Regions from separate parts of the Homo sapiens genome. Here region 2 is linked to region 1. Evidence: chromatin loops called from intact Hi-C (ENCODE). Cell type or tissue: mammary epithelial cell. All regions are shown on one strand. Each heading gives the region's core, and the rest is flanking DNA. Links, peaks and the distances in the headings are about the cores only.

Region 1 (11,503 bases), core at 2,259-10,258:
CAGGAGAATCACTTGAACCCGGGAGGCGGAGGTTTCAGTGAGCCAAGATCGCACCACTGCACTCCAGTCTGGGCGACAGAGCGAGACTCTGTTAAAAAAAAAAAAAGTTATAAAAATAAGAATTAGTATATCCAGGATTTCTTATTCTGAAGATTTCTTTCACAGAAAGAACGAGGAAATAAATAAATATGGACAAAAGTGTTTATTCTAGCTTTGTTACAAAGGCGAAAACAGATGAAGGCAAAACAGAATTGTTGAATGTATCTATTCAATATCAGTAGCAAACACTATGAATTAGTTGTACACTATGAATTAGTTGTACACTAGGAAAGTTTTCAACAATTATTTTCCCATGGATAATAGCAAGATATACAGAAATCTGTCAGTATGATCTAATTTTGGTAAAACAATAATAAAAACTTTAACTTCATGATATGTAAGCAGGAGAGAGAGAAAAGACAAAGAAAACAGAAAACAGTTAAGAAGACTGCCTAACATAAAAACAAACAAATAAATAAAAGAACAGGAAAAACACTGAGCACAAATGAGTGACTTGTCCACACCATGCAGTTGTTCAGTAATAAAGCTGGAATGCGATGACAAATTCTCTTATTCCAAACTCATCTCTATTACTGTGACTCCACATTATGTCTTGTCCAAATGCTGAAAGAGGTGTTCAGTTCTTATCCAATTTCATACTCATTTATAGCACCTGGCTCTTAGTAGCTACTAAGTAAACATTTGTTTAATGTTTAAAGAATGGAGAGAGGAATAAGCAATTCGAGTATATTTCAGAAGAGCAGGTCCTCCATACTGTGTTCATTTTATTCACTGGTTAGGATATTTACCAAAGGTTCCTTTCTGTTGCCTCAGTCCAGTTCAAACAACTGTGCTTGACATTAAAAAATGCTCAAAAAGGCCAGGCTTAGTGGCTCACACCTATAAACCCAGCACTTTGTGAGGCCAAGGCAGGAGGATGACTTGAACCCAGGACCTTGAGACCAGCCTAGGCAACATAGTGAGATTCCATCTCCCTAAAAAAAAAAAAAAAAAAAAAAAAAAATTGGCTGGGCATGGTGATGCACCCCTGTGATGCCAGCTACTTGGAAGGCTGAGGCGCAAGGACTGCTTGAGCTTTAGCGTTTGAGTCTGTAGTGAGTTATAAACATGCCACTGTGCTCCAGCCTGGGAAACAGAGAGAAACCTGTCTCTAAAATACAACAAACGTAAAAATAAAAATGCTCAAAAGCTGAGGTTGATCAATGGGTACGTATATACGGTTAGATAAAAGAAATAAGACCTACTATTTGATAGATCATTATGGTGACTACAGTTAAGAATAATCTATTGTACATGTCAAAACAGCTAGAAGAAAATATTTTGAATGCTTCTAGTGTAACGAAAAAATATTTAAGGTGAGTATATCCCGATTATCCTGATTTGATATTTGTGTATTAAATGAATGCATCAACATATTACCTGTACCCCCAAATATGTATATTTGTTGCATATTAACTTAAGAAGGCTCAAAAGTTAACATCAGTTTTTCGGCCCATGTTTATTTTCTCTCCTTTTTTCACAAGTTAACTCCAGTCCAGCTATTTCTGGTCTCACCGAAGCACATTTCTTAACAACCCCTCCAAGCCTTTCACTGAGAACTTCTTTCCCTTCCCTTCTTTGCTCCACCCCATCTGTCTTTCAAGGCCTAGGTTCTTTCCCATCTCTCCCACAACATTTTCTCTGAACCATTCTTAGTCACATTTTTATATGTTCATGTTGTACTCATTCCTACATTATTAAGCCCCTATGGTCAGGAACTATACCCTAAGGTGCTTTGCCCACCCCGTAGGATCTTTTCCAATCCTTTGCACATACTGGGAGTTTAATAAATGTCTATGATTCAAGTTTTTGTTGTATGTCATCAAGGATATTTGCCACTTGTCAATGGCAGCCTTCACACTGCTTGTTTTGGTAGTATTTGAAGCCCAGATGTCCAGAATGGAATTAATTACAGTTTCTCCATGATCCTGTTTCTCTTTCTGTATTTTCTGTCCCAGTTACTGACACTACTATTAATTCAACTGTCCAAACTGAAAACCTCCCATATTTGATCTCTGGTTATTTTTGCCTCCTACATTTAATTGGCTGCTCAGTTTAATTGATTTTTCCACTGCCACACACTGCCAATTAATGTACTACTTTTCTTCTCTTCCCACTGCCAATGTCCTGGTTCATGTCCTCATGCTCCCTGTTGCTAGTGAAGTAGATTTCTAACTGATACCTCTCTGTTCTTACTCTCTAATCCTTCCTTCAAAGGGTTACTGGAGTTAAAACCTTGCCAAGTCTCATTTTTCTTTCCCCAAGCCAATAAGAATTAAAAAATAAGTGTCATTGTGTGGCATTGTAAACCCTCTCCCATTGGCTCCCCTTCTAACATTTCTGCCTTATCTTTTCCAAACCCTCCAGACACACAGTGTTAGGAGCTTGGATATATCCTTGACTTTTCTCATGCTATTCTCCCAATTTGAAGTGCTTCCCCTTCCTCTCCTCTAAACTCTCTAGTTCCTGTCACATAGGAAACATGACGATGTATTAGATATCACTGCTATAATTACTAAAGGCTGAATTCAAATGCTTATTTTCTCTGTGAAGTTTGTCTCAATTTTTCCTGTGAATATCAATAGGTCATTTCTCTATTCTCTGTACTTATTAGTAATTTTTCATTATAAAACTTTAATTTTTATATTGTAGTTTGCTGTTTAGCTCTCTTCGTCTTCCTACTCAATTATGAGCTCTTTGAGAAGAGAAACCGTGGCAAACTCATCTGCATATTCTCACAGCATCTAGCCTGTATATGGTACATAGTAATTGTTTCTTAATTATTTAATGCATGAAAGAGTGAATGTTTTCTCTCATCTACTTATGCTGAGGAATTGTTATATTATACTAAATGCTTTACATTGTCCCATTTATTCTCCTCCTTTAGCAATACCAACCAAGCATATGTGTGTGTTTAATATATGATTTATTTTTTATCATTCATATTTTTATTAGATCTATATATGTACACAGATGAAAACACTTAAAAATGGTAAATAAAGAAAAACACCAGTTTTTCACTCCTCAGTCTCACTGCCATTTTCAACTCTTTGAATGGTTTCTTCTGCTTTCTAAATTCTGTAGTTCTAAATAATATGTGTATGCTGAAGTTTATTCATCTAACAACTGTAGACATTATTACTTGGTTTGAAATTATACTTGGTAGATTAGTATTTAGCTCTGTTCAGCAGAGCGGACCACGAGAACAACTAACAGGGATTTGACTACACAGAACCAGTTGACTCTCAAAGGAATGGAGCCTGACTTGCCCTGTGTTAGCCCCTGACTCTGAACCACTCAGCTAACTGACCTCTTAGCTTCATCATCATGACCACTGGCCCAGAACTTGCGGTTTTCTATAGAATCCATCAGAGCACTTCATTTTTCTATCAAGCTTTCAATTGATGTCTGTATTAAAACATTGGCCTAAGATTAATTTCTTTTTTTTTTTTTGAGATGGAGTTTCTCTCTGTTGCCCAGACTGGAGTGCAGTGGAGTGATCTCAGCTCACTGCAACTTCCGCTTCCTAGGTTCAAGCGACTCTCCTGCCTCAGCCTTCCGAGTAGCTGAGATTACAGGCACGTGTCACCACACCCAGCAAATTTTTTTATTTTTAGTAGAGACAGGGTTTCTTCATGTTGGCCAGGGTGCTTGCATTTCTTTTTTTTTTTTATACTTTAAGTTTTAGGGTACATGTGCACAACATGCAGGTTTGTTACATATGTATACGTGTGCCATGTTGCTGTGCTGCACACATTAACTCGTCATTTAACATTAGGTATATCTCCTAATGCTATCCCTCCCCTCTCCTCCCACCCCACAACAGGCCCTGGTGTGTGATGTTCCCCTTCCTGTGTCCAAGTGTTCTCATTGTTCAATTCCCACCTATGAGTGAGAACATGCAGTGTTTGGTTTTTTGTCCTTGAGATAGTTTGCTGAGAATGATGGTTTCCAGCTTCATCCATGTCCCTACAAAGGACATGAACTCATCATTTTTTATGGCTGCATAGAATTCTATGGTGTATATGTGCCACATTTTCTTAATCCAGTCTATCATTGTTGGACATTTGGGTTGGTTCCATGTCTTTGCTATTGTGAATAGTGCCGCAATAAACATACGTGTGCATGTGTCTTTATAGCAGCATGATTTGTAATCCTTTGGGTATATACCCAGTAATGGGATGGCTGGGTCAAATGGTATTTCTAGTTCTAGATCCCTGAGGAATCGCCACACTGTCTTCCACAATGGTTGAACTAGTTTACAGTCCCACCAACAGTGTAAAAGTGTTCCTATTTCTCCACATCCTCTCCAGGACCTGTTGTTTCCTGACTTTTTAATGATCGCCATTCTAACTGGTGTGAGATGGTATCTCATTGTGGTTTTGATTTGCATTTCTCTGATGGTCAGTGATGATGAGCATTTTTTCATGTGTCTTTTGGCTGCATAAATGTCTTCTTTTGAGAAGTGTCTGTTCATATCTTTCACCAACTTGTTGATGGGGTTGTTTGTTTTTTTCTTGTAAATTTGTTTGAGTTCATTGTAGATTCTGGATATTAGCCCCTTGTCAGATGAGTAGATTGCAAAAATTTTCTCCCATTCTGTAGGTTGCCTATTCACTCTGATGGTAGTTTCTTTTGCCGTGCAGAAGCTCTTTAGTTTCATTAGATCCCATTTGTCAATTTTGGCTTTTGTTGCCATTGCTTTTGGTGTTTTAGACATGAAGTCCTTGCCCATGCCTATGTCCTGAATGATATTACCTAGGTTTTCTTCTAGGGTTTTTATGGTTTTAGCTCTAACATTTAAGTCTTTAATCCATCTTGAATTAATTTTTGTATAAGGTGTAAGGAAGGGATCCAGTTTCAGCTTTCCACATATGCCTTCTTAAATGCAATAATTAGCATTAAAACCTTGCAAACACTATAATAGTCACTATGTAACTCCATGCATTCACTGGTATGGAGTTTTGGAAAATTCCAGTGTTGTTCTTAGTTCAAACATACATGGAAATACAAAAAAAACTGTTGACATAAAGTCTGTAGAGCACAGTTCTTCTTTTGAAATTTCTCGGCAAAGCATTTCAGCAATATAATTATCAGGCACAATTAAACAGAAACTCCACAACAATGTAGTACATCTTCAAGAGAAGGCTTGTGAAGGTTAGTTTATACTCATCTTTCATCATTGAGGTACATCTTCATGCCTCAAGGAGAAATGGTGTCAAACATAACCTGTGTTTGTCCTAGACATGTTAATTTAGCCAGAAGAGGTCAATCAAAGGCTAAAAGATGTCCAAAAAGATTTCTCCTATATGTTGGCCAAGGATGCATGACAAAGATAGAGATAAGATAGAGAAAGCAACAGCATGCTTAGTCTAATCCTAGATAGTCTGTGCTTAAGCAAAACCAAACAAGTTTTAATTGTTAACACACAGAGCCAGGTAATGCTTCATATCACCATGTGAACAGATTATTAACAGTGGGGTTGTCATCAGCAGCATCATTGTTGTGTCTGAGCCATGTATGTGAAGCCTGTGTGTGACTCAGAGTGATATCATCAGTGTGGGCCAGGGGGTACTGGCAAGGACAAAGGCTGAGTCCAGTAGGGGATCTGCCAAAGAAAGTTGGCTTTTGAGTCAACATGAATCTCTTCAGGATCTGAACTGGGAAAAGCCCGGAGTGTCTCCATGGCCAAAGCCAAACAAATCAATTTTTGAAGGCCCTGAGGTCTTTATTAAATAAGGGAACTTGGTATACAAATTTTGAAAGGGGGGAAAAAAGCAATGAAATAAAATAGTACTCCACCTTTCAACATATTTTCAGAAGTACATTGTTCAGTGAAGCAGTTTCTGGGCTTCTCCACTAGGTATGGTTTCAGAGTGTGATTTTTAAAATCTGGCATGTCTTTGTCTATTACTCTCTTTGTGGGCTGTTGAACTGAATAGAGGCAGACATTACTCAGAATGAGGATGGAGACTGTCTGTTTTCGAGTAACAAAACTTTATTTTAAATGTCTACTTTGCCCCCAATTTTTTTTTGTAATGATGCAGTAAAAAATTATAGGATGCTTATCAGCAGACTATAATGTATTACAGATCCAAAGAGAGATTCAGATCCCTCAAACACCTCTTAAAAAGATGGGCCAGAAGGTGCCTTACAAAAGAATGGGATGTAAACCATGAACTTACTTTTCAGATGCCCAAAACTGCCATGAAAAGTTCATTTCTTTCAAAATTAGTGCTTTTAAATGACTCAAAATCATTATTATTTCATTCAAAAAATCACATACTTAAAAAGCACTGTATTTTCACACTTATTTTCAGTTTATTGTATACAGACAAGAGCTCATGACTGGCCAATTTATCATTAATATCTTTATTTTTCATAGTACATATTTTTACAGAATGACATTCCTGCATTTAGCCAGAACAAAACAATTCAGTTAATTTTGAATATTACTCATGCTTACATGGAAAAGGATGAAAATATTCTACTGGAAAACAAGAGACAATTCATCTTACTTGCACCTGGAATCTTCTGTGAATCACAGAAAAATATTAACTTGACTCATATATAAGGATTTCCTCTCTATTAAATAAAACATGACTTATCTCTATACCTTTTCAGTCTTGTTAGAGAGTAAGAGAGTTTATTTTTTCCCAATGTCTTCCCTAAATGAAGTTTTAAAAATGTATTCTAATGTCCAGCATGACGTAATATTAAGTATTGAGTCATAAATCAAGACACCAGCGTTAGAGTTTCAACTTGGCCATGGATTTGTTTGTGGTTTTAGGTCTAATCACGTAATTTTTATAGGCATCAGTGTTTTCACCTTGAAGAATCTGCAGAGGACTGAATACGAATGTGTCTTAGGCTCCTCTTGGCATGAGCACCAGGTCAAAGCCTTTGGTGACACTTAGTATGATTTTTACCTTGGCCATCAGGAGTTTGTCCTGGACCTACCTCAGAAAGGTATTATGTAAGGAATATTGCATTCTTCTTCCTCAGAGTCAAACTGTTTTCAAATTCACTTGTAGCTGGGAATGAAGAGCTCACCCCATAAGGGCATATGTTTTCTATTTGGAAAACAGATCTGTGGAGGCCATTCTAATCAGTCTCATGTACCTTCCTTTGAACTTGAAGGCTCTGTAAACAAAACAATACCTCCAAACTATTCCAAACACCAGCATGAGCTGCCATCCTTGATAAGTTAGTGTGTGAATCTCCCTTTCCTTTTTGCTTTTATTGGAAGTGACATAGAGTATTTCTGCATTAAATTAAATCTGGCCCACATAGAGCTCTTTTACATGGAAAATGCGAGAACATGGGTTGTTGGCAGAAGTAAGGTAAATATAGAACCTCTGATGGCGTTTGGGTGCTATGAAGCTTATTCATCGCCACAGACCAGCAATGACAACATTGTTCACAAGTGGTAAGGTTGCAATAAAGTAGTGCAAGTCTTCCAAAAGATGTGGTATTAAAATTCATGCTAATTACTCTCCTGTCATTTTTCTACATGCCCACATATCTATCTAATTGTGCTAACTTTGATGGACTATTTCACTTCTTTTCATACCTCTTTTGGTTACTATTGAAAGAACTGGCTTATGAGTCTGGGTGGAGAAAGAGATGATGACAATCTTGAGTTTGAAATGTATTCTGGAGTCAAAAAAAGGGATTTGAATGAATTCTGAGCTCAGCTGAGTATAGTCAGTAGTTTAAGTGAAACTGTACTAACATAAATCTTGTGAATTAGCAGAACATGAAGACAAGTTAGCATTTTGTGGGGCTGCAGACTTATTGCCTCTGGCAGTGAAAATATGACTAGTTGCATTTTGTTCAGAACTTAGTAAACTATATAATGACATTACAAGTTGAAAAATAACTTGATTTTGAATTTACAGTTTTGAATCCATATGAGCTGTCTTCAAAACTGCTTACCTTACATTTCCCTCACACTGACATGTGATATTAATCCAATAAGGAATTAATGGGGAACTACTAAGTGCTAGGCACTTTGCTAGAGGTTGGGGATATACATATAGCTCAAAATCGACTGGAATTCTAGGCACTCTAGAGTTGAGACATTACTTATTATAATAATTGTAATTTGACTTCTGAGGTTCTTCGTGGGGGACATTCTAATGACTTCACTATGACATTCATGGAGAGAACTCTGAGGTCTTGGCATACATAGGTCCATCTCACACTTCGAGAATTTGGTGAAGTTCCCTGAAATGATCTAGGAACCCAGTATTGACATTTGCTATTCAGTCTAGCATTCAGTTCTTTTCATGAGGCTTAAGGGTCATGGTTTCAAAGTCTTTTCACCTATGAGTAAGAAAGAGTCGATTTGGAGAAAACAGAGCAAGCAAATTTTCCTGCTTATGATCATGCAGATGTTTCTGGAACATAAAGGGGAAGAGCCAGGTGGAATCACTCAAAATTTGCAGTTCATAGAAGGGTTTTTCTTCTGTTTGTGAGTGATGAGGAGATGAAGCTGAGTTTTATGGAAAACTGGGAAAAATTCTTATAAACCAAATAATTCATTTACAAACACATTTTCTATTATTTCTTGTGCTGGTTTTAGTAAATGTATACCTCTGGATATACATTCATTTTATCTCAATTGTAATATATTGACACAAAGTTGATTATATACTCTTTCTTTTTTAATGTCAGTAGGATCTTTAGTGGTGTCCTCCTTGTCATTACAGAAATTATCTGCATTCTCTCTCTCTCTCTCTCTCTCTCTCTCACCAGTCTTGCCAGGGGGTTATTCTATTATTATTATTATTTTTTTTTGAGATAGAGTCTTGTTCTGTTGCCCAGGCTGGTGTGCAGTGGTGCAATCTCGGCTCACTGCAACCTCTGACTCTGGGGTTCAAGTGATTCTCCTGCCTCAGGCTTCCAAAAAGCTTGGATTACAGGCGCCCACCACCACACCCAACTAATTTTTGTATTTTTAGTAGAGATGGGGTTTCACCATGTTGGCCAGGCTGGTCATGACCTCTATTGCTCTTTTTGAAGAGCTGCGATTTGACTTTATAGTTCCATTTATTTTATTAAATTTTGTTTTTATATTTATTATTTTCATTTTTCTATTTTCTTTGGATTCACTGTGCTGTTCTTTTTCTAATTTCTTGATATAGACCTTAGATTACTGACTTTCAGCCATTCTTTTCTAATGTGTGGATTTATGACTATAAATTTCCCTTTGAGCGAGATTTTAGTGAAGCTCCGTAAGTCTGATAAGTAGTATTTTCATTATAATTCAGTTTAAAATGTTATTTAATTTTCATTGTTTCTTCTTTGAACAATGGGCTGCTTAGAGATGTACTGCTTAATTTTAAAATAGATTTTCTAGGTTCTTTTTTGTTGCGACTTCTACTGTGGTTACAGTATAACATTTGTATTATTTCAATTCCTTGAAATTTGGTAAGATTTTCAACATAACCCAACATATGTTCATTCTGGAAATGTTCTGTAAAAATTTTTTAAAGATGTGATTTCTGTGGTTTAATACAATGAAGTTAGGCTTGCTCATAATTTTGTGTATGTCTGCTCTCTACTTTCTCATTTTTTGGTCTGCTTGCTAACTAAGTTTTCATCATGAACTTTTGCCATTTGTACCAAATTCTACCTACATCTATTGAAATGCTGTATTATTTTATTCTTTATTTTATTAATGTGTTAAAGTATATAAATTAATTATTTTATTTTATTTTATTTATTTTAAAGCCTGTAGCCCAGTCTGGAGTGCAGTGGTGCAATCATGGTTCATTGCAGCCTCAATCTCCTGGGTTCAAGCCATCCTCCCACCTTGGCCTTCCAAAGTGCTGGGATTATGGGTGTAACATATGTGTCCTATATGTTGATTTCTCAAATGTTAAATGAAACTTTTCATTGTTATTCATGATGAGTTGTCTGTTTTTATGTATCTCTGGATTTGTTTGCTAGTAACTTCTGCCTCTTGGTTTTGTGGTTTGATGACTTTTATCATTTTGCAAAATCCCTAGATATCAGACTATCTTTCAAATATTTTTTCCTGTCACATTCTCTCTTTTCCTTTTGGAGTTTTAATTAAGGTATGTTAGAACCTTTCAGTATCTCCAATATGATTTTTATATTATTTTCTGTACTTTACATAATTTTTTTAAAATTTCAATACATATATTTCTTCCTGATCTGTTTTTCATTTCATCAATTTTCTCTTCAGCTTTTTATAATGTTATTAAAGTCATTCACTGAGATATTAATATCTGTTACTGTATTTTTAGCTTGATAATGTTCATTTAATTTTTAAAAATAAGTTTCTATTTTATTCCAAAATTCTTCTTCTCATCTCTGTTTAAAATTTCTTGCGCATATTACTCAGCATTATTTTTATGCTTGAGATCTTCATATTCAGGATATCCTGTGTATCTGTTTTTATTATATTTCCTCTTGTTTTTTGGTCATTTGTTTTGGCCATCTTATTTTTAGTATTCTATTTATTTTTTGTGGAATGCTAGACAATTGTGTTTGATAATTTCTGGAGACATTTTGAAGCCTCAGTTGATGTTTATCTTTCTTCAGAGAGGATTTATCATTGTTTTCGGTAGGCAGCTAAACTAGTTACTAACAATCCCATATCATCTTAATTAAATTGGGGGTTGAAGTGATTTGAATCTGGGTCCAGTCTCTCTGAGGTCTGGGCTACTTCCAATTCAACTTTTTTTCTTAGGTGTGGTCTTAAAGGTACCAACCAAAAGACTAGGGTGTTTACCAAAGATCCTCCTTCACATACAACATACTCTAATTTTTGTCCTTCTAGCAGTATGAATCTAGCAAAATCTGTAATCCGCTTCTCATACTCTTGGTTTCCACATTCAAAATGGGCAAAAGCCCTGGAAGAAAAGTGGAAACCAAATGCCGGGATCATTTTTTTTTTAAATTTCCTTTTTAAAAAATTATTATTCTACAAATCCTCACTGCCTTGATGGCACTCCAATGTCTTTAAATAGATTTAAAATTATTTTCGGCAGCTCTTCTTGTTGTTTTCAAGGGGGTAGGAAAAGGCCAGGACTACTTAATCCACCTTTTTTCCTGGAGCTAAACCCAAAACTAAAAATTTGATTCAATGTAATTTTTTACCCATGGTCTTCTCTATTTTAGAAAATGTCTTCAATTTCTCAAGTCTAAAATATAGGAATCATCCTTGATTTGTCACTTTCTCATACATCTCACATCCAACTCATATCTATGTCCTGTGAGTTCTACTTCCAAAATGTTTTTTGAAAATTTCTGTCCTCATTGCTACCACCAACTCTGAGCCACCTTTCTTTCTCTTCTGTTTCATAGAAATAACCTTCACACTGATGTTGTTACCGCCATTCATTCTTCAAAGCAAGAGCTATCTTCTAGT
Region 2 (11,503 bases), core at 2,129-10,128, 61 kb after region 1:
TTCTTACTTGTTCATCTTTTATAAAATCTCTCTTGAATGATTGTACTTATTAAACAAATAAATAAGTGAATGAATGATTCTACATGCTGCTTAAATGTTTTTAATTACTCTATTATTTTGATCAGTGTTTTGCCTACATTCACTTAACCTGTATACATTTTACCCATATAAAAATGTGGCTTGATGGTATTCCCAGCTGACTGGATAAAATGAAAAAGACAAACAATATCAAGTATTGATGAGCCTTCCAATGTCTTACATGCTGTTTGTGGAATGTAAATTGATACAGATCCTTTGGAAATTGGGGAATGTTTGCTACAGGTGAACATATGAATTCACCAAAAACTAGTAATTCTACTACAAGGATTAAATATCCCCTCAGAAATGCATATATTTGTACACCATACAAGAATGTTCATAGAAGATTTATTCCAATAGCCAGAAACCTGAGGCTACTCTGACACTTTTCAACAGTTTCTTGGATAAAGAAATTGTGGTATATTCATACAATGGTAAACTATGTAGTGATGACACTGAACGTACTACAACTATCCAATGACATGGGTGAATTTCACAAACATAATGTTGAACAGAAGTACCCAATCATAAGAATATATAACATGTGTTTCCATTTGCATGAAGTTCAAAAGCAGGCAAAATGACCTCATGGTGTGAGAATTCAGGGTTGCGGTTACCTTTGGAAACATGGGCTGTGATAGTGACCAGAAGCCATCATAAGCATAGCTTTTGGGACATTAGCACCTCTGTCTTGATTGACGTCTTGGCAATTTATGAATGTGATCTCCATGTGTGAGAATTTTCCAAGCTTTATGCTTAATTTGCATGACTTGTTTTGGATCCCGATCTCAAGACTCTAAGAATGTCTATGACTAGTTAACCAGTTTGGTAAAATGTTTTTGAACTTAAGGAAAATTTATTTCCTTTGTTTTCAGAATTAGATTGGCATTTTGGTGACTTATTGCTGAAAGAATGACTCTATATTCTTAGCCTATTTGTCTTCAGGACAAACTGGAGTTAGAAGCCCCTTAACAAATGGTGATTATGACATCTAAACTTTGGCGGCAGAACCACGTAGGTCCTTAGTTAGGCGATGTATCTGATATAACTCAGTTAACTGAGGGAAGGCCAGTTCTGTGGCCATGCAGGGCTCACGTTCCTTGTGACAGGCAAGTGATCTGTATGAAGCAGCCAGGATGGACGTTATTTCTCATGCAGTTATGTGGGGACTAAAAGCTGATGTGGCCCTGTGCCAAGTCCTTTAAAAACCTACATAATGGAAATCCATTGGCAAAGTCTTTACTACTCTAAAATGGACTCTCACCTCCAAATGAAAGTGGCTGGAAGCATCACACTGCCTCTGTCCAAAGCAGTGTAAGATGCACCAGCTTGACTCTGAGCTGGAAGCAGAAGTCAGGCATGACTCTATATTTGCACTGACATCAGTTCTACCACTAAAGTATCTGACCAGTGGCTGGTGTTTGTTATCTCTGTGGGGCCTAACATCTCCACCATAAGGCAAGATTCATCTCAACTTCTGGGCAGTGCCCTACCAAACTCGACCTGGAAATTGATTGCCTCTGTGCAGTTGATACCTGCACTTCCGGGCTCAGTGACAGGGTCGACTCGCATCATGGCCCACAAAGCTCCTTGTGCAAAGAGCTCTCCAGTAATCTGGTTGATCTTGATCTTGTTTCTACCAGTTGGTAGTTTTGCTCAAGTGCTTTCAGAAGCTTGAATGGCCTGATAAGTTGGTCTTTGTGTAGAAAAAAAAAACGCAAAAAACTAGGAGACAACTTGTTCTCACAAATCATGTTTCAAGGAGCTATTTTTATTCCAAGATATGAGAAGCAGTCATTCTGACATGTTTTATTGTCTGGTGGCTAAAGTCAGATTCTTACATTAAAAGTAAGAACTAAAAAACTTTAATGTTATTTGAGTATGTAGAGACCACCCTTGTCAACATTGGCATGTTATAGAAGAAGGAACTAAGACCAAGACACTTGCTCTGTCACTATCTCCATTACTATGAACCCTCAAATGGTGCCTGTCCTTCTTGTTTTATTTTCCTATCCCTCTTTTCTCATTCTTACTCCCCTCTGCATTTCCCTTGTCACTCTTCACTTTATAGCCAAAGAGACACAGAAAGAGTGTAATGTAAATGTGGAGGGTATACATACAATTTTCTTCTATTGTGTCTTTTAATCAGCATCTCTTTCAACTCATACTATTCTCAGTTTATCATCTCATTTTTTTTTAATTTGGACACTTTCAGTATGGTCTTATCATTAAGAGACATAAAGGTTTCAATAGCCAGTGGTGATTTTTAGGATTTCACAGCTCATATTTTTGGCTTTTGAGTCTCAAAAATAAAACAATATGGAAAGTGCCCAAATCAGCAGTATAAGCCCTGGCTGCAAAATTATACCCATATTCAAATTACAGTGTTGGTAGCCAGATTCTTTTTCCCTTAGAAAAGACATTTTTAACAATAGTTTTCAATGACAGCAAACAGTCACTTATGTGTAACAGAAAACATAACCTAAAAACAAAGCCTTGAGAAATTGACACTTACTTTAGAATATCTTTTTATATTAATGGTCCTAGTGCCAAGCTGGTAGATTTAAGCTAAATTCTTTAGAAAGCATTCCCAGCACAAATGTAGCCAGGGAACTCTTCTACAATTTGTAAATTTTGCTGGAGGATAAACAGTGGAAGTGGGAATAAATTGAATTTAAAGTCTCAACTAAACAGTCGTACCTTGTATGTGTGTCTGTGTGTGTCAAACTTAAATGCAGCTTGCTCAGATCCACAGAGCACACAAGAGCAAGTCTTCTGAATTTCAGAACTGACCAGAGGCAGAATGAACTTTAAATCTGGCATGTTACATTTTTCAGTGTCTCCATCTGAAGAATATGCAAACCTCCAGTTAAAAAAAATTTATGTATTATTCCATTCATATAGATTTAGGGTATCAAGTTTTTAAGTACTGTAATTGTTTGACCACCATGGAAAAAATGATAGTTTTAATTCTTTCCAAAGCTGTAGTTTGTGCATCTGTGGACACTCCTTCAATATTTTAGGAGAAGGTACTAGGCATATTTAAATAATACTATATTATTACTCACTTTGTCAACAAAATTTGGTGGTTGTTCCAAAGTGCCATATGAAGCCACATGAGATTTCTCTCTATGGGCTAAAAACCTGGCATCCCATCAAGATGATGCTGTTTACACATTCGATCATCATTTACTTTGTGAAGGCAGAAGGAAAATTTTCAATTAATTTTTAAAAATTTATGTTTAACATAAATTCATAATTTCTTACATATATGTTTTCTTAACCGAACAATTTCCCTTTTCTTTTCTTTCCTTTTTTTCTCTTTTATTTTCTTTATCTTCTCTTCTCTTTTTCTTTTCTTTCTTTTTTTTTTTTTTTTTTTGAGACAGAGTCTCGCTCTATCACCCAGGCTAGAGTGCGGTGGCACAATCTTGGTTCACTGCAACCTCCACCTCCCTGGATCAAACAATTCCCCTGCCTCAGCCTCCTCAGTTGCTGGGATTACAGGCACATGCCTCCACACCCGGCTAATTTTTTTGTATTTTTAGTAGAGTTGGGGTTTCACCATGTTGGTCGGACTGGTCTCGAGCTCCTGACCGCAGGCAATCCGCCCGTCTTGGCCTCCCAAAGTGTTGGGATTACAGGCGTGAGCCACCACGCCAGGCCTGAACAATTTCTTAGTAAGAGGCATATCAAACCATTTACATTTAGAAAATAAATGCCAAATGCCAGGTGAACAGCTTTTTGCCATGTGTCATTCAGTTTTAGAATTTCTGCTCACTTTGATTGTACCATGAAACCTACACTTAGATGGAGCAGAAAACTTCAATAGGGCTAAGGCATGTGAGCAAGAAGTGCTTTTAAAACTTCCACTGAGGGCATTCTCTACTTTGGGGATTAAGGAAAGTTTTACATTTTACCGATTATGGATGGACTCTCAAGTTGAAATCTAAGTGAAGTGGTTCCATTAATCCAATTTATCACTGTGATAATTTAATATACTCTATGGATTGGTGATCAGGGCAGCCGACTAGTTTTCTCTCCTTTAACCTGGCTTAGTTTCCTCATAGAAGAGACATTTTAAATGTAATAAGCCTTGGCTCTTGCCTAGCGAGTTTTTTCTTCCATTATTCTTTATACTGGAAGAGTAGCTGGTTTCAAAGACTTAAGTTTCCCAAATCCCCTACTTGATGTTTTCAGGGCTTCTCCCACATCCTTGGTCTTTACCATTTTGGTATATGTTTGCCCGAATCCCAACTGCCAGAGAGCTTACTTCTTTGCCTGAGGACTTGCCCTGGATCCCGAAGCCTGTTTGCCCATGCAGGAGGAAGGCTGGAAGTCCCAGGAAATTAATGATCCTTTGGAGCAGGATTTAGTCAATGACTGAAGAAGTCAGTGTATAAAAACCCCAGCTCTCTCTCCCTTGGGGAAGCTAATCCAGATGCACGTGTTCCACAGGCTTCCAGAGTTCCCCAGTAAGACTGAGCTCCAGTTGTCCACAGTGATGACTTGCTTGACAAAGCACCCCTGTTCATTATCTTCCCTTGCTAGTGTGACTTCCCACCTCTCCTACTAGTATTTCCTAAAATCACCTCTGAAACAATTTCTTCTTGAATCTTTGTCTCAAGGTCTACATCTGAGTCTACATCTGGGGAAGTTCTGAATAATTTGTAATAGAAACATCTTTGGCTTTACTATTCCCCCGAAAAAAACTAAATAAGCCACTTCTCATCCCCAATTATGCAGGGGCTATGTCTCCACTTTAAGGCATATTTTCTAGGTATTTTTTGTGGCATATTTTTGTCTTGAAAAATCTGCCAAAATATATATAAAATGACAGCTCACTTTAATCATGCTTAATGAACACTTGCTCTGAAGCTCTGGCTAGCAGCCAGCTGATACCTGGATGCTCCAAACTTCAGAAGTTGTACAGCTCAGCGGCTCTGGTAAATTCAATTCAATCTTGAAATTAAAATGTTGCAGAGACAGTTTCTGATATTGTTTTCCAGAAAATTGGCCTTAATAGAGTAAAAATAACATTCATATTTAATCTTCTTTCCTTTTCCTCTAAGTAATTTAAGGAAAAGTTAACTTAGTTTACCAAGGCCCAAGGCAATGCTCAGCTATATTAAAATAAAATATAATAAAGCCTTCTTAAAATACATTTTTCTGAATTCTATCTCAAATCTATAAAATCAGGACCTTTGAAATTGAGGAATTAATGTTTTACAATTCCCCAAAAATAATTTTTATACACTCTCAGGTTATATTGCCTTGGTGCTTAATAGTTGTTTTTTTTTTTTCACTTTTCCTTTCTTCTAATCTCATAGTTAAGTTGAATCAGATTGCCCTATTCTTTTGGCAATCTAAAGGAAACATATTTGCATGTACACCCTGTAGAACAGTATTTACTTAAGTCTAGGTTTAATAGAAAATAATAAGTCTAATAAGAAGCCCAAGTTCCTATAATAAAAATGAAACAATAAATGCATAGAAATATGAGGAAGAAATTACACCCATTAAATGCACCTAGCCTGATGAGTGATAGGATGGCTGCTTATTCAAGTTGGAAATTTTACACATGATCGAAGCTTTATTTAGTCTAATGGAATGTGCTTCCTGAATCTGGCTTCTAACTAAGCCAGGGCACAATAGCAAGTATTATGTGATTGGACTGAGCTCATTCCCTTCTCTGAGTCATTGTGACTCAGTCTTGACTGCCTCTTTCTCTCAGGTAGCCTATCACCTTACTTTTCCCCTCTGGTTTAGAAATTCATTCAGAATGTTACAGAAACCAACTTGACTATCCTTATACATCATGGGTTACCGCTCCCGTCTTTCTCTAAGAACTTCTGGAATCACTTGGAATATTTAGCCTTATTTTACAGTTTAGAAAACATAAGCTCAGTGATTTATGGAGATAAAATTCACAGAAAGTGTCCCACTAGTGGCCAAGATAAGCCTGTCTCACTGCTAGAGGATCACATGGGTGGATGAATGCCATGCTAATTACACCAGCAAAGTAGAGATGACTCCAAAATATTTTTTAGGATAATTTAATATTTGTAATTCTCAAAAAACAATATTAAATATATAATCTTTAGAGGTTTCTGAACACTCATATATGTCCTTACATTTATTAGTCTTTATTTTGACATATTTAGAGAGGTAGGGATGTATCAAAATCAAATTGTAACTTGTGGCTTCCGAATGTTCTTAATCCAAACATTTCCTGTCTTCATGTATTGCTTAGCCACTGAGCATAAACCCATAAGATATAGTACAAGGAAAGCATTGTCAGGATGCTCATATATCCTGGAAATAATTTTGGTTTTCCCACTGGTCACCCTGGGTTGTCCATGCAATCATCCAAGTCAATGCTAAAGTTTCAAATTGTTTTGAGGATCTGAATTAAGGAAACTTAATATTAGAAGAAATATACTCCATTCCCAGACAGGCTCTCAAGGCTAACACATTTCTAATGCAGATGTAAAGGTTATTTATTGGTCAAGAGTATTATAAAGTGGCCTATCTACTATAGCTTTTAGACTTTCCAGGAAAGTGTCAAATCACCCTGCCTTTGTTCAAATACTCTGTTTAGGTCTTGCCTTTCTAAGACTTCTCTTTATATACTGCATCTCTGAGTGTGTCCCTACACAACAAGGAGATGTTAGGCTCTTACCATCAATGGAAGAAGAATCCCATGTTTCTCTCAAGTCATCTTCCTCCAAAATTCAATATGAGTTCATTCTGGGCCACTGATCTGACTATGAATTCTGGGAAGTGTGCAGTTATCAGATAGTGATCTAGAATTCATACAACCTACAAAAGACATTGTTTATAATAACTTAAACCACATCACAAGTTTCCCCTCCCCTGGAGACTGTAGTGAAAGCAGAGCATCATTAGGCAAGACACCTGATAGAAACATTAGATGTTGGTTCTGGTTCCCCAACAATAAAAAATTCACAAGGACTTTAGCCTTGCTGACCACATTGCTAGAGTTGTTGACATTGTAGGGCTTTGTGGATAGTCCAGGCTGACTTCCATCTATTTCCCACCTACAGTCCTTGACATCTTCCATGCCACTGTCACATTGCTGAGTTCAGGGTGAGAACTCCCTCTTCTTCCCTCTAGCATTAACTTGTAATCATATTGATCAGGTCTCTGACAAAGAAGTCTTGGTGACTTAGTTTGGTATAATTCTTTTAGCATAACCACCACATTTAACTCATTTTTCCTTTTTTTTTTTATAGTCTCCAGTTCTGTTTGGAAATACAGGTTGGCTTCTCTTGGAGATAGTTCTAAAGATGATATGAGTAAAAATACACAGTTGGACACATTGAACAATTCCCTTGCAGCTTAAAATGTCTGGACTAAGCTGAGTTTCTTCTGAATCTAGAATGTAAGCACTGGGGTAGCAGATTGGGAAGAATATAAATTCATTGAAATGTAAGTTACCACATGAAAAATTCCACTCTCCAAACAACCAATTTGCTGAGAGCAAATCTGGCTGCCACTTGCATATGAACATTGATTGTTCAAGAACTATCTAGGGCTCTTAAAATGGGAAAGCTATTTTTTTCTTACCCTGTACTATCTGAAAATCACTACTTGATATGGTTTGGCCATGCCCCCCACCCAAATTTCATCTTGAATTGTAGCTCCCATAATTCCCACATGTTGTGGGAGGAGCCCAGTGGGAGATAATTGAATCATCAGGGTGGTTTCACTCATACTGTTCTCGTGATAGTGAATAAGTCTCACAAGATCTGATGGCTTTATAAGAAGGAGTTTCCCTGCACAAGCTCTCTCTTTGCCTGCTGCCATCCATGTAAGACATGACTTGCTCCTCCTTGCCTTCTGCCACGTTGTGAGGTCTCCCCAGCAACGTGGAACTGTAAGTCCATTAAACTTCTTTCTTTTGTAAATTGCCCAGCCTTGGGTATGTGTTTATCAGCAGCATGAAAAAGGACTAATACACTACTAAATCAAAGCAATTTAATTGTACTTTATTTTTTACAAAGTATAAGTAATTTCACCACTGTCTTTTTACTTCTTGTTTTCCACTGTGATGAAACCTGTATATAATTTAAACAAGCAAATAATTAAGTAAATAAGTCAACAAATAAATCTCAAAAAACAGAATTTTCAGTGGTCCAAAGAAGCAATATAAATTATATAATACAATAAATACACACAAACACAGCATCTTTAATACAATTCACTGACTTTCTCTATAACTTTAATAGATAATAGTACAGTTCAGTTGAATGTAGATTAATTTAGTACTTTGGATTTGTGAACTGTTCTCAATCATTTACCATTTTATAGATAAATGAGAAGTTGTATTAGTCAGCATCGCTGAGATATCAAATGATCCTCATATTTTAGTGGCTTAAATCACAAATATTTATGCCTTGCTCACATTTCATGTCAACTAACTTGGGACTGTCCCATTGTATTTCTTCTCATTCCGGCACTGACGGTCAAGGAGAAGTGCTCTTTTGGCTTTGCTATTCTCTTGGAAAAGGAAAAAAGATGAAAGCCATTTGTGCAGTATCCTCTAATGCTTCTATTTACACATCAAGACGGTTTATATTCCATTGAACAAAGCAAGTCATGACAAGGTTCAAAATGAAGGGGGCAGCAAAGCACATTCCTCCCTTGGAAAAGCACAGAAATCACATAGCAACAGATGATGGTACATATTCTTACAGGCCAAGGAGGCATGAATAATTGAGAACAGCAATATAATCTAATACAAAATTATTTTTCTTAAATGCCATTATTTTTTCCTGGATATAGAAAAATGAAGAAGATGAAGCTTCATTACTGATATACCAATTTTACTTGATTCTGGGTTTATATTTGTAAACAAGAGTGGAAGATTTCATGTGAGCTTGAATATGGATGTAGTCAGGGGCATGAGCCTGATGAATTAAATAGGTCAGCATATATAACATAATACAAAGGAAGACAGAAAACCATCCTGCAGTTTATGTTATTCTTTCCATTCGTGTTATATAAAACACTGGAAGTTAAGATGCACTAGAAGTTTCTGTTTCAAAAATGACAGTGGGCTGTACAATCACAACATAAATTGTTATATGTATCAATTAGTAATGACTGTGTACCAATCCTACCCAAATCTCAGTGGCTTAAAATAATAAGATTTGTTATTTTCTTAAGTAGATGGAAAGATCATGAGGGTTTTATTCTCTTAGCTGTATTCACTCATACATCTGCAGTCAGGTTTTTCCACCTATTTGGAATGCAGCTGGATGCATGTAGACTGACCTAGACAGATTACAGCTGAGGCAATTGGTTTGTCATCCATATCTCTCATTCTTCAATAGGACAGCCTAGGCTCATTCACATAGCAGTGACAGGGTTCCAAGAAACAGAGCAGAAGTTGCGAGGTGTCTTGAGGCCTGGCTTGGAACTTGCACAACAGCACTTTTGCAATCATAGCAATTCACAAGATGAGCCCAAATTCAAGGAAAAGGGAAATAGGCCCTACCACTTGAAGGTAGAAGCCAAGATATCATATTGCAAAAGATAATCTTTTTAGATTAAAAAATGGGTTATTTTAGAATAGATTTATATATACTGAAAAATTATGAAGATAATAGGGAACCATATACCCCAAGCCCAACTTTTCCTATTATTAACTCCTTATATTACCATCGTGCATTTGTCACAACTAAAGAACCAATATAAATGTATTATCACTAGTAAATTCCATACTTTTTTCAAATTTTCTGAATTTTTATCTAATGTTACTTTTCTCCAAGGATCCTATCTAGAATACACTACATTCAGTCATTATATCTTGTTAGGCTCCTATTGGTTGTGACAATTTCTCAGCCTTTTCTAAGTTTTGATGACATTGACAGTTTTTGTTAGAGCACTGCTCAGGTATTTTGTAGAAGTTGTTTTTTTCTTGTTTGTTTTTGGAGATGGAGTCTCACTCTGTCACCCAGGCTGGAGTGCAGTGGTACAATCTCGGCTCACTGTAACCTCCATTTCCCGGGTTCAAGCGATTCTCCCACCTCAGCTTCCCGAGTAGCTGGGATTACAGGCACCCGCCACCATGCCTGACTATTTTTTGTATTTTTAGTACAGATGGGGTTTCATCATGTTGGCCAGGCTGGTCTCAAACTCCCGACCTCAGGTGATCCGCCTGCCTCAGCCTCCCAAAGTGCTAGGATTACAGACATGAGCCACCGCACCTGGCCAGAATGTTTTTCAACTGGAATTTGTCTAATTCTTTTCTCATAAACAGATTGAGGTTATGAGTTTTTGAAAAGAAAACCACAGAGGTTAACTGCTGCTCTTATTACATTAAAACAAGAGTACATATTATTGGCATGCCATCACTTTTGATATTGACCTTGTCCACCTGAGCAGCATAATTTTGTCAGCTTTCTCTGCTGTAAAGATGTTCTCCTCTCCTTTGCCATATTATAATTGTTGGAAGGGAGTCACCTTGTACAAAACACAAATAAGAGTAAAAACTTATGTTCTGCCTCCTTGAAAGTGAAGTAGCCAAATAAATTATTTGTAATTCATCTGCATGGGAGAATTGTCTATTTTCCTATTTATTTATTTATTTACTTGCTTGTTTAATTATTTATTTATATCAGTATAGACATACAAGTATTTATTTTCTACTTTGGGTCATAATTTCACAGTATTAATATTATTTTCATTATTTTCTTTCTCAAGTTGTTCCAGCTTTGGCCATTGGGAATGCTCCATTTCTTCTTGTGTCCCTTTGTCATACTTCTATTATTGTGGGGGATTTTTAAAAACTTTTATTTTTTAGCATTCCCTTGATTTTTGGCATTACAGAGCCTTCAGCCTCCTCTTTTATATTTTCTGAGTTCTAGAATCAATCATTTCTTCAAGGAAAACTTGTTCCTTGTATTAGAGAATAGTATTACAAACTAAAAGCTGGGTCCTGGGTTTGGTCATTACTGCTGGAGTGTTGTTGCTGCTAGGCCCTTTCAGCCGACAGAATGATCAAATGCATGAGTGTATACTAACCTGTGCATATCCTTGTATCTCTGAATATTTCCATATGCAACCCTGTGTACCTACATTAAGCTAAACATGAGTTCTTACTCATATCTCCAACTGCAGATTATGATCTGGATCATTTCAGCTTCCTCTCTTTGCTATTTGTAACCTCATACTCCAACACTAAGAAACCTGTCACTTTCCATCTGCTATCAATTCACTTGATTGTTCAATTTCAATATAAATGTATAGTGGTTTCAGAATTGTCAACTTGAACTCTTATGGGAAACAGCTTTATCAAGTAGAATACGGTACTTATGTGCAGTTCTTTTCACCTTTACTGTCATTTCCAAAATTATTTAGGTCGACACCTTTTCTCCTATCCCCTTCAGTTAGATTG

What was found. Hi-C counts contacts between places; a loop is a spot of excess contacts. Peaks named below come from ENCODE experiments on the same cell type or tissue, not always from the same donor. Only the 100,000 strongest peaks of a DNase experiment are listed, where the experiment ranks them.
Region 2: it touches region 1 in a loop (2.1-fold over the local background); 2 of 110 quality-filtered maps call a loop at or near these places.

Annotation. Positions count from the first base shown.
Region 1 is chr20:11,112,341-11,123,843 of GRCh38, forward strand. No RefSeq gene overlaps it. Among named protein-coding and RNA genes, the nearest start is that of LINC02871, 92 kb to the left of the region's middle. In mammary epithelial cell, for the core only: no CTCF peak of the experiment used is centred there; DNase peaks (open chromatin) are centred at 5,651 and 6,681; H3K27ac peaks cover 3,532 bases.
Region 2 is chr20:11,173,430-11,184,932 of GRCh38, forward strand. LOC105372528 (a long non-coding RNA gene) reads right to left here and starts at 5,024. Exons shown (of 3, transcript XR_937260.2): 1 at 4,981-5,024; 2 at 3,147-3,270. In mammary epithelial cell, for the core only: a CTCF peak has its summit at 6,043; a DNase peak (open chromatin) is centred at 5,772; H3K27ac peaks cover 2,901 bases.